Linked DNA regions of Homo sapiens: region 1 is linked to region 2. The links are chromatin contacts, found by Hi-C or POLR2A ChIA-PET in ENCODE. All regions are on one chromosome and are shown on one strand. Each heading gives the region's core, a stretch centred on a gene start or an enhancer-like site at or near the end of the contact. The rest is flanking DNA. Distances are from core to core; before and after follow the strand shown.

Region 1 (5,508 bases), core at 465-2,964, 190 kb before region 2:
GCAGTATGGCCATTTTCACGATATTGATTCTTCCTATCCATGAGCATGGAACGTTCTTCCATTTGTTTGTGTCCTCTTTTATTTCGTTGAGCAGTGGTTTGTAGTTCTCCTTGAAGAGGTCCTTCACATCCCTTGTAAGTTGGATTCCTAGGTATTTTATTTTCTTTGAAGCAATTGTGAAGGGGAGTTCAGTCATGATTTGGCTCTCTGTTTGTCTGTTATTGGTGTATAAGAATGCCTGTGATTTTTGCACATTGAGTTACAAGACAGGGATGCCCTCTCTCACCACTCCTATTCAACATAGTGTTGGAAGTTCTGGCCAGGGCAATCAGGCAGGAGAAAGAAATAAAGAGTATTCAGTTAGGAAAAGAGGCAGTCAAATTGTCCCTGTTTGCAGATGACATAATTGTATATTTAGAAAACCCCATCGTCTCAGCCCAAAATCTCCTTAAGTTTTACACAATTTTTTAAACTTACCTTGTGATCTTTCTCCTCTGCAACTTTGCTAACGTAGTTCCCATGCCTCTATCTGGACTTCACACTTCTGTGCCCCCTGGAAATACCACTCCCCCACTCCCCAACCAAAAAAGGGAAATTTAAAAAAGAAAGTAAAATTTTCTATCCCCCTTTGAAGACAAATTAAAAGATATAGTCTCCTTCCAAAACTAATTGTTCAGCAAGCTGTGTTCCTATATTTTTCATTCACCATACAGCTCTGATGCCATCGTCTAACAGTTATTAGACTCCATCAGGTTATTTGCCTTGAACCCCAAATCGTTGGGAACTAAGTGATGTTTAGTGCTCAGCTGGGAGGGAGGTCTGGCATTTAAGGGCTCTCTATGAGTGAGTGTAACCCGGGCGAATGCCTGCAGCGAGGAAGGCACAGACACAGAAGACTGCAAGCCTTTATCTGGAAAAGTTTATGGCAACAATGACAGCACGCTTAACAATGATATATTTATTATATAATTATATCATATATGTAAAATATATATTTATTTAATAAAGAGTTGAAAATAAAACTGTGGCTCCACACCTATTTCTTTTCTTTTTTTTTTTGTTTTTGTTTTGGGATGGAGTCTCACTCCGTCGCTCAGGCTGGAATGCAGTGGCGCGATCTCGGCTCACTGCAACCTCTGCCTCCCGGGTTCGTGATTCTCCTGCCTCAGCCTCCCGAGTAGCTGAGATTACAGGCGCACGCCACCACGCCCGGCTAATTTTTGTATTTTTAGTAGAGACGGGGTTCGGATGTTGGCCAGGCTGGTCTCGGACTCCTAAGCTCAAGCGATTCGCCCGCCTCGGCCTCCCAAAGTGCTGGGATTACAGGTGTTAGCCACCGCGCCCTGCCTACGCCCACTTCTTACTATAATCTTTCCATTCACTAGCGGCTTCTCTGATCCCATTTCCTCTTCGAACCTGAGCTCAAACCAGCCTGGGTCTGACCGGCCAATCCGAGCGCAGTCTTCCGCAGTCGCGAGTACGGCTGCAGCCAATGAGAGACCGGGGCGCCTCGGTGGGGTGAGACAGGGCGCTCACTGGCGGAACCCCGGGGGACGCGGTGATGGGAGGAGTGTGGGAGGGGCAGTGGAACTGGAGTCAGCTAATGGCTGACGCACTACGCGCAGAGGGAAAGACGGGTCACCAATAGCGACACGGATATGGCCCCGCGGGCGGGGTTTAGGCCCAAAGTGGTGTCGGAGCAGCGCCTATTAGTGTCATCCTCACCGTCACGGCCGGCGCCTCCTCCTGGATTCATTCACTCGCTCTTTTCATTCACGAAGGTAGTGAGGCCTAGTGGAAAGCCATGGAGAGCGCTCTCCCCGCCGCCGGCTTCCTGTACTGGGTCGGCGCGGGCACCGTGGCCTACCTAGCCCTGCGTATTTCGTACTCGCTCTTCACGGCCCTCCGGGTCTGGGGAGTGGGGAATGAGGCGGGGGTCGGCCCGGGGCTCGGAGAATGGGCAGGTGAGTCGGATGCAGCGCCGCGTCCTCGCTCCCGCGGCGGCCCGGACCAGGCCTGGGCCGTGATGACTAGTTCTGGGGTCTGCTCCTGGCCTTCCCCTCCCCAGCTCTCCTCTTTCTCAGGCTCCTGTGCCCCGCGGGCCCCTCCTGGCTCCCTTGGCTGTCTTCTGCTTGCTTAGACTACTTGCAGAGTTTTAAGGTACGAAATACACTGCTCGCTCAATCCTGGGAATCTAAGCTCAGCTTAGGGTGTAGGAGAAAACTGCCTTAAGTCTCTGGGGCTTGTGCCCTTTAAGCCATTCCGTGTTCATGGAGCCAGTCAGTCGCCCTGCTGCCTCCTCAGTCACACGCTGTCCTCCTTGGTTCGCCCCTTGTAAGTGTTTTTAAAATAAAGTTTTTCGCTCGGTTTGAATATTGGCCCTGTGCTAAGGATGCAGAGCATTCTGTTAACATGTTTGGGCAGAGGATGGAAAGGGGTGTAGGGACACAATTTCAGAAGGCTTTTTGCACTGCGGAATCGTACCTCCCCAGTTACGATTAAGATAGTAATCGTATCTGGATTTGGCCTATTTCATACAATTACAAAGCCCCTTTAAAAGGAATTCTCGCTAAACTGTTCTGGAGTCCTAACGAGTAGCAAGAACTATTGCTTCTGTAAAATGATAACTCATCATGTTAAAATCAGATTTTTTTTTTTTTTTCACAAGGACGTTTGTAGGAAAAAGTATACCCGTAAAGAGTGAACCAAACACATGGAACTTGTAGTCGGAGGATTTTTAAAATGGAGGACGAAGGTCAGGTTGAGGAAATAGGGAAAATTATCTGCAGGGAAGTTTTGCTCCCCCCCCCCTTTTTTTTTTCTTTTTCAACCTATTTTGTTTCCTTCTTTGCTTTATTTTTCGTCTCTTGGCCTTTTTTCCCTTTAAACCGAGTGATTACTTATGATATGCTTGTGGTCCTACCCTGAGATGATTATTTATTTTGATGTTTTATAATCGAATGTGCACTTCCTAAGCATTTTATTGAATTTTGGGGTGGTTAGGCATTGCCTGCAGACTGGGCTCAGGTAAGATACACTAATAATGTTACTCCATGTTCTTTGTTTATTTAGAAACATTTAAACAACCTAGTAGGAAAGACATATGTTAACCTTTTGGGTTTATGTTAACATTAAGAGAAAACATCTTAGCAGTGGATATGTATGTGAAATCTTTGGACGATGTGGAGCAACATTATAATTCTGTTTCACAGTCACCTGTTTCTCTGAAAAAGGAAGTGAAATGTTCAGCTGGGTGTGATGGCTCACGCCTGTAATCCCAGCATTTTGGGAGGCCGAGGCGAGTGGATCACAAGGTCAGGAGTTTGAGACCAGCCTGACCAACACGGTGAAACCCCGTCTGTACTAAAAATACAAAAATTAGCTGGGCGTGGTGGCGCGCCCCTGTAGTCCCAGAGGCTGAGGCAAGAGAATCGCTTGAACCCAGGAGGCGGAGTTTGCAGTGAGCCGAGATCATGCCACTGCACTCCATCCAGCCTGGGTGACAGAGCGAGACTCATCTCAAAAAAAAAAAAAAAAAAAAAACAGAAAGTGAAGTATTCAACTTGGTTATAATTAAGATTATGATTTCCCAATTGACTTGCCCACATTCTTCATTGTTAGTTTTGGAAAACCTGTTTGAAGACTTTTGACTACAAAAGACTACAAGATTTTTATACAAGATAAAAATTAGGGAATTGTATCAAGATAAAATTTGTAATTGGTAAGCAAAGACTAATGTTAATAACTTGTTGTTTTCTTTTCTTTTCTTTTTTTTTTTGAGACAGGGTCTCACTTTGTCACCCAGGCTGGAGGGCAGTGGTGTGGTGGTGTGATCATAGCCAACTGCAGCCTCGAACTCTTGGGTTCAAGTGATCCTCCCATGTGAGCCTCCTGAGTAGCTGGGACTACAGGTGTGCATCACCACACCAGCTCATTTTTTTTGTTTTTTGTAGAGACAAGGCCTCACTCTGTTTCAGAGGCTGGTCTGGAAGACCTGAGATCAAGCAATCCTCCTGCTTCAGCCTCCCAAAGTGCTGGGATTACATGTGTGAGCCACCATGCCTGGATGTGTTTTTTTTTGTTTTTTTTTTTTTTTCTCTTTAAAATTGACCATATTGGTTGATTATTCAAATGATAAGTCCAAGTCATCTACATATGAGTGTACAGTAAAAGGCAAGTGATGTAACACCATAAGTAACATTTGTGTTGAAAAGATTTGGCCCCAGAGGAAGGATAATTGATAAATTAAGGGAAGTATTTGTGTAAGATTTAGATATGAAATTTGAACTGGAACACTGGAACAGCAGAGGATCATAGTATCATAATTGAAGTGAAATGCTGACAGGTTCAATTTACCCTGGGTTTTGGATTTTTTTTTTTTAAATGCTTAAGCAGAAGAAGTGATCTTAAAAGAAAATACTCCCTTTATCTTCAAATTCTGGGACTCTTCAAAAACAAAATTAAGAGCAGCTCATCTTAAACAGGTTCTTCACATGAGTTGGAGGGGTGAACTGAAATAATTTGAAAAACAAACTAGCAGAGATGACACTTGAATAATTAGAGTTGTGATTAAAAATATTGTTCCACCAAAGTTATGATTTTAGAATTGTTGTATGTAAATAGTACTAGTAAGTTTTTTCCCTACGAAATTACTATCTTAATCTCAAGAGTCTCTGTTCTTATGCAGCCTTTGAATCTACTTTCTAGTACTAATATTTAATATTTTCCTCTTTAAAACCAATTATATATTTTAAGTATTTTATTAGTATATGTTGAATTGATACTATATTTTTATTCTTGTTATTCTTAGTCTCTTCATGTGAGTATCTTCATGTGAGTATGTTTAATCTGTCTGCCTCAGATTTTAGGATCTGAGGGGCAGAAAGCGTGGATTCTCACTTTTTGTCTTTTCTCACAAATTGGCTCTTCTAAATTTAAGAACAAAAACTTTGAAAAACTTGAAATACAGGTATGCTTCACAATCAGTAAAATATTCTAGATAACAGTTTCCTTAGTGTTGTTAGGCTTTCAAGACTGTCCATTACTTGGCTGGCCCACACTCTAATTTATCTCCATCTCCTGGTCAAGAGCTGGGCCATCTCTTTCTCCTAGTTCTCACCAGTAACATTCCCACTCAGGTGAATCCCCTGTGTTCCCTATACCCCTAGAAGGTGGGTTTAGCCAATTTAGTAAGTAAGACTTCTTTGTCATTGTTACCCGAATACTTCCTGTATTTCTTAGGAGAACAAAAGGAGATCCTGTGAATGTGGAGTTTCAGGTGTTTGAAGGTCAGTGTAGCAAGTAATCAAAAAAAGATTGATAACAAAGGTGGTCAGTTTGTATTAAATAAAGGAAAGAACAGTCACTGCTATAGAGCAATAAAAAATGTGATCTGTAGAATGTGGTTTGACCATAAATACATTTTGCAAGTATTTGAGTAGTTTCCATTGCTGGAGTTCATCTAAAATGATTGCTATTGAAATAAAGTGGAGATGATAGATGCAAAGG
Region 2 (5,861 bases), core at 3,170-5,669:
CCACTGATGAACTCATATGGTTACACTGTTAACAACTGAGTACAGTTTACATTAGGTGCCATGCTTTTCTATGGGTTTTAGCAAATGCATTTATATATCTGCCATTTTAATGTCAGAATAGTTTTACTCCCCTGTGCTCCACCCATTCATCCCTCTCTTTTCCTCCATCCCCAATCCTCTGGCAGCCACTGATCTTTTGACTGTCTCTACTGCTTTGCTTTTTCCAGAGTCTTAGATACTTGGAATCACACAGTATGTAGCCTTTTCAGACAAGCAGCTTTCACTTAGCAGTATGCATTTAAGATTCATGGCTTTTTAAGGTTTGATAGCTCATTTCCTTTATCACTAAATAATACTCCATTGTACAGATGTATCACACTTTGTTCATTCACATCTTGGTTGCTTCCAGTTTTGGAAGGACATCTTAGTTGCTTCCAGTTCTGGCAATTATAAACAAAGCTGCTATAAACATTTGTGCATATTTTTGTGGACAAAAGTTTTTTTTAACTCATTTGAGTAAAGACTAAGGAGTATGATTACTGGATCATATGGTAAGAACGGTTTAGCTTAGCTTAGTTTACCTTATTTTCTACTATGTATCTTTCAAATTCACAAATCCTACTATATTTAGGGTATAGTCTGCTGTTAAATCCATCAAATGAGCTCTTAATTTCAGGTATTGTACTTTTCGTGTCTGGAATGTTCATTTGCTTCTTTTACATAATTTCCAATTCTTGGAGGCCGAGGCAGGCGGATCATCTGAGGTCAGGAGTTCGAGACCAGCCTGGCCAACATGGCAAAACACCGTCTCTACTAAAAATACAAAAATTATCTGGGTGTGGTGGTACACACCTGTAGCCCCAGCTACTCATGAGGCTAAGGCAGGAGGTTCACTTGAACCCAGGAGGCGGAAGTTGCAGTGAGCTGAGATGGCACCACTGCTCTCCAGCCTGGGCAACAGAGCAAGACTCCATCTCAAAAACAGATGAGTAAATTCCAATTCTCTATTAAAATTCTCCCTTTTCACACATTTTGTTCTTTTCCTCTACTTTCATAAATTTTCATGATAGTTGTTTTAAAATCCTTGTCTGATTACTTTTACATTTGAATAATCTGTGGGGTCTGCTTCTGTGTTTTTTTTTTTTCTCTTCGTCAGTTACATTTTTCTGCTTCCTTGCATGTTCCATAATTTTTTTTAAGTGTACAGCAGACATTCTATTTTTAAAGAACCATAAAGACTGAAGTTGGTCATATTTTCCTCCATAGAGAGTTTGTCCTTTCCCTGCTGAGTAGGGTGAGAACTCATCACTTTATTAGGAATTGAACTGGGCTAGGGCTAGGAAGCCACCTTGATTAGATTCAGTGCCCTGTAGTTTCAAATGTCTACAGAATGAGGCCTGCCATATGTTTATTGTGGACTTGTCTTTCTCAGAATTTTGTTTCCAAGCATATCAAGACTATGAAAGGGGCCAGACTCTGTGGCTCACACCTGTAACCCCAGCACTTTGGGAGGCTGAGGTGGACCAACCGATTGAGCCCAGAAGTTAGAGGCCAGCCTGGGCAATATGGTGAAACCCTGTCTCTTGTAAAAATACAAAAATTAACCAGGCGTAGTGGTGCATGCCTGTGATCCCAGCTACTCAGGAAGCTGAGCCTGGAGGATCACTTAATCCCAGGAGGTCGAGACTGCAGTGAGTTGTGATTGCACCACAGCACTCCAGCCTGGGTGACAGAGTGAGACCCTGTCTCAAAAAAAAAAAAAAAAAAAAAAGACTATGAAAGGTTTAACCTTGTCTTTCTCGCCTTCCTAGCCCCACCTTCCACCCTTCCATGCTGCCCTAGTACTCAGCAAATGCCCCATAGGGCAAACTGGCCATGCATTTGGGGGTTTTTCTAGATTCCAATCCGTCATGCCATCCCAATGGCTGTCAAAATGTCTGTTGGATTCTCTTTCCTCTAGTAGAGATGCCAGTACCTTTAGCAGGGCCCAGTCCTCAGCTCTCATGTTTGAGAAATGACCTCAGAGAATAAGGCCAGCTCACTCAGGAAATGTTTTTCCTTCTTAAGAATTTTAGTTAAGCTAAGTCATTGCTTACATCGGTCTCCAGTGTCTTCAAAGAAAAAAATATATACAATGTGCTTACTTCCTAAGTTATGGTGGAGTAATGGCTTGCTATTGCTATGTCCAAAAAGCAAAAGCTCCATTAAGTTTTCAATTTTAATTATTATATTTTGTTGTTTTTCAAAAATGCATTGTCATTTGGTGGTTATGAATTATAATTATGTTTAAAATTTTTTTCATTTATTTATGTAAACATATCAAACAGCTTTATATTCTGTATCTGATAGTTCCAGTAATCTAATAATCTTTATAAATATTTCTATTGTTTCTGCTGACTCTTGCTAATGGTGCTTTATTCCCCTATATTTTTCATGATGTTTATGTATGTGTGTGACTTTATGCTCATTAAAACTATATGCAAATTATTCAAGGCCCTAAATGTAAATTCTTCATGGGAGAATTTGTGTTTGTTTCCATCAGACATGGGGACACTACCAATTTTGGTCTTCTTTAAATTAAAATTCTCAGCTTATACAGTTGTTGGGTTTTTGTTGTGTGTTGGATATTTGTTTATTTATTTATTTATATTTTGGTGGATGGGGAAGAGCATTGGGCAAATGGAGTTAGTTCAGTCCCTACACCTACATAAAGATGTGGGTCACCATGAATTCCTGGGGGAGACTTTTTCCCCTCACTGTGAGTTAAGCCCAAGAGAGAAAAGGGTTTTTTGTTTTGTTTTGTTTTTTTCTGTTTGCCTCTGGGTTTTTTCTTTCTTTTTCTTTTCCTTTGTTTTGTTTTCTGTTTGTTTAATTTTGCCTCGGTTCATCCTTTGCACGTGTAGCCCTTCCTGGGTCCCAGATTTATGTAGAAGGTCTCTGCTATGATTCCCCTTCATGGGCTTTGTCTCCTGTTCTGTCCCAATCCATTTACTTCCGTCTATACCCAGGAATATCCAAGCAATTAGGCCACCGAGGAGCAGTACATGTCCCAGCTTATTCATCTCTCTGGGCTCATGTTCCTACATTGTCCTGATATCAGAAGAAATATCTTTTGCACAGGCTAATTCATTTAAAGGGGTATTTTATCTTTCATCTGGAGGTGTTTTGTAGAAGACAACCTTCAAGATCTCCAACTTACTTCATTTCTAGAAGTAGAAGCTCTGTGTGCTTCAATACATCAGCTCAGATTCTCCTACCTTTTAATCTAATGTATTACCGACTAGTTCATCATTGCAAAGCCATGGTTCTGTCCCTGGGAAGACAATGGTACAAGATCTGGAAGAATTTTTTCAGACTCACATCTTATAAATGTGGTTTCTGCCCAGCTAATGGTACTAGAAATCTTCTGAAAGCTACAAGGCCACTTTTTAAAATGTTCAGTTTATCCAGAGTGTATGGGAATAATTTGGGCTTACTGTGTTTCTTATTCACGCACCCCCGCTTAGTGCAGATGTTGGCTGCATTTACCAATTGGACAAACCAGTCTGGGCGCGGTGGCTCACGATTGTAATCCCAGCATTTTGGGAGGCCAAGGCAGGCAGATCATGAGGTCATGAGTTCGAGACCATCCTGGCCAACATGGTGAAACCCCATCTCTACTAAAAATACAAAAAAATTAGCCAGGCAGGCGTGGTGGCACATGCCTGTAATTCCAGTTACTCAGGAGGCTGAGGCAGGAGAACTGCTTGAACCTGGGAGATGGAGGGTGTGGTGAGCCAAGATCGCACCATTGCACTCCAGCCTGGGCAACAAGAGCAAAACTCCGTCTCAAAGAAAAAAAAATTGGACAAACCAATGGTCATTACTGCCAAGCACCACACAGCCTATGGAAAAGCTGTAAATGGAAACTCAGATGAATATTGTATTTCACAGCCATGCTGTCGTTGGTTCTTTCAGTGCAAAAGACAACCTAGGCACATCAATTTCGTTTTCATGCTTCTCAACATAATGAATTTGCTTCAAGAAAGTGGATAATTTACTCCTAAGACACAGGAGGCAATGGTCTACTAGTCATTAACTTAATAATTTCAGGTACTCTGTTATTTATTCGGTAAGAAGCTTTTATTGAATATTTGCTGACAAGCATCCTGAGCACTGGAAAGAACAATCCCTGCCTAAGGTACACACCTAAAACAAATGAACTTGACAATGATGTCCAAGTGACATCATTCTATGAGATGGAAAATAAGGGGGAGCGGGGAGAGTGAGTGTTTAATGTTTACCGTATGCTTCCTGCCCTATGTGAATTAACGTTTACTACACTTGGTCTCAGTCAAAAGGCCGAGAAGCAATTAAATTAACTTTTACTGTTTAGTGCCTCTTAACACCTTCATGATGTGGCTTCTTTTTACCCCATCTCATGACTCATTTCCTCACTCTCTACTCCCACAGAACCCACTTTCAGTTTCTCACTGACTGTGGTAGATTGATTGCAAAAATGACTCTCTCTACTCTACTCTGCTCTTCCCAGTATTTGTGCCCTCTGCGATGTGATGTTGCAACAACTGCAAGCAAGAGATAAAGTCAATTTCCCCACTCCTTGAACCTGAGCTGGCTTGCTTTGGCCAATAAATGAAGTGGAAGTGATTTCATACAATTTCCACACCTGGGCTTCAAAAGTCCTTGTGTGCTTGCATTCAGGACCCCCTCCTCTACCCCCTTCTCTCTCTCTGCCACTGCTATTAGAACATGCCTGGTGAGCTTGTTCAAAGCTGAGGGACCACATGGAGTCAAGGCTAGTCTAGACCAGCCAGCCCTTAGCTGCTGACCTCCCAGCTGAGCCTGACCTATATCAGTAAAACTCCCAGCCAGCCTAGGACTCAGCACACACTGGGGATATTACTCCACTAGGTTAGGTCCCCCATGATACAGCCTCATAGGAAATATGGCAACTGTAATATTTGCTTATTTTAAAAATGTCTATCTCCTCTGCTAGACTATTACCTCCATGAGGGCAGGAATCAAGTCTGTCTTGAACACTGCTTTGTCCCTAGTATCCGGCACACTGCTAGCTGCAGTCAGTACTCAGTATTTGCAGATTAAATGAATGAATGAATGTATGGGTGAATCTTCATAGAGTCCAACAGATGAGGAGAACTAAGTAACTTGTTTGAAGTTACCCACCAATGGAGTAGTGAAGCTGAGATCTGAACCAAGTCTCGTTTGACATCATAGTTCATAGACTCAAAATGATGCCATTCCCATGGTTCTGAGGACTCAGTAGCTCTACAGAGGAATCTGCTAAGCCATCTAGATAAAACCATCAAGAATGCTTAATAACTCAGGGGCTGCTGGATTACACTGCTACCAACTCTTCTTTTTTGAAGTCACTGAAAGACACCAGCAATGAGGTCCCAAGAAATGGTTCATGTCATTTTAGGAACAGTCCTATCTTTCCTAATTTGGCTTTCATTCTGGCATGTATTTGCAGAGAGGTGGCACGGTGGCATCATGTGGCATTGTGGTTCAGTCTTCTTTGTAAAATGGGTCTAATAATAATAATGCCTGTGTAACTGGGTTCTTAAAATTAGATCAGTGGGCCGGGCGCGGTGGCTCACGCCTGTAATCCCAGCACTTTGGGAGGCCGAGGCGAGTGGATCATGAGGTCAGGAGATCGAGACCATCCTGGCTAACAAGGTGAAACCCCGTCTCTACTAAAAATACAAAAAATTAGCCGGGCGCGGTGGCGGGCGCCTGTAGTCCCAGCTACTCGGGAGGCTGAGGCAGGAGAATGGCGTGAACCCGGGAAGCGGAGCTTGCAGTGAGCCGAGATTGCGCCACTGCAGTCCGCAGTCCGGCCT

The links. Hi-C counts contacts between places; a loop is a spot of excess contacts on that map. ChIA-PET counts read pairs that join two places held with the same protein, here RNA polymerase II (POLR2A). Pooled maps may share reads with other maps.
Region 1: a map of natural killer cell shows a loop between it and region 2 (8-fold over the local background). The contact joins the promoter of HSD17B12 here to the enhancer-like site in region 2. A Hi-C loop is called at or near these places in 8 of 168 maps with a recorded cell type or tissue (CD14-positive monocyte, CD4-positive, alpha-beta memory T cell, IMR-90 and 5 more), 19 of 37 single-sample maps with no recorded cell type and 18 of 50 pooled maps. POLR2A ChIA-PET finds 5 or more read pairs at or near these places in 2 of 52 experiments (activated naive CD4-positive, alpha-beta T cell and activated naive CD8-positive, alpha-beta T cell).

What each region holds. Positions count from the first base shown.
Region 1 is chr11:43,679,024-43,684,531 of GRCh38, forward strand. It overlaps HSD17B12 (hydroxysteroid 17-beta dehydrogenase 12), which reads left to right and starts at 1,715. Exons shown (of 11, transcript NM_016142.3): 1 at 1,715-1,964. The coding sequence starts at 1,805. RefSeq lists enhancers at 1,310-1,359, 1,570-2,135, 2,210-2,259, 2,410-2,469.
Region 2 is chr11:43,864,697-43,870,557 of GRCh38, forward strand. No RefSeq gene overlaps it. Among named protein-coding and RNA genes, the nearest start is that of ALKBH3, 13 kb to the right of the region's middle. Within about 2 kb of position 4,420, at least 6 of the 41 ENCODE cell types and tissues checked have a DNase peak (open chromatin) inside an H3K27ac peak, as active enhancers do; they include CD14-positive monocyte and natural killer cell, where a contact is called at or near this core.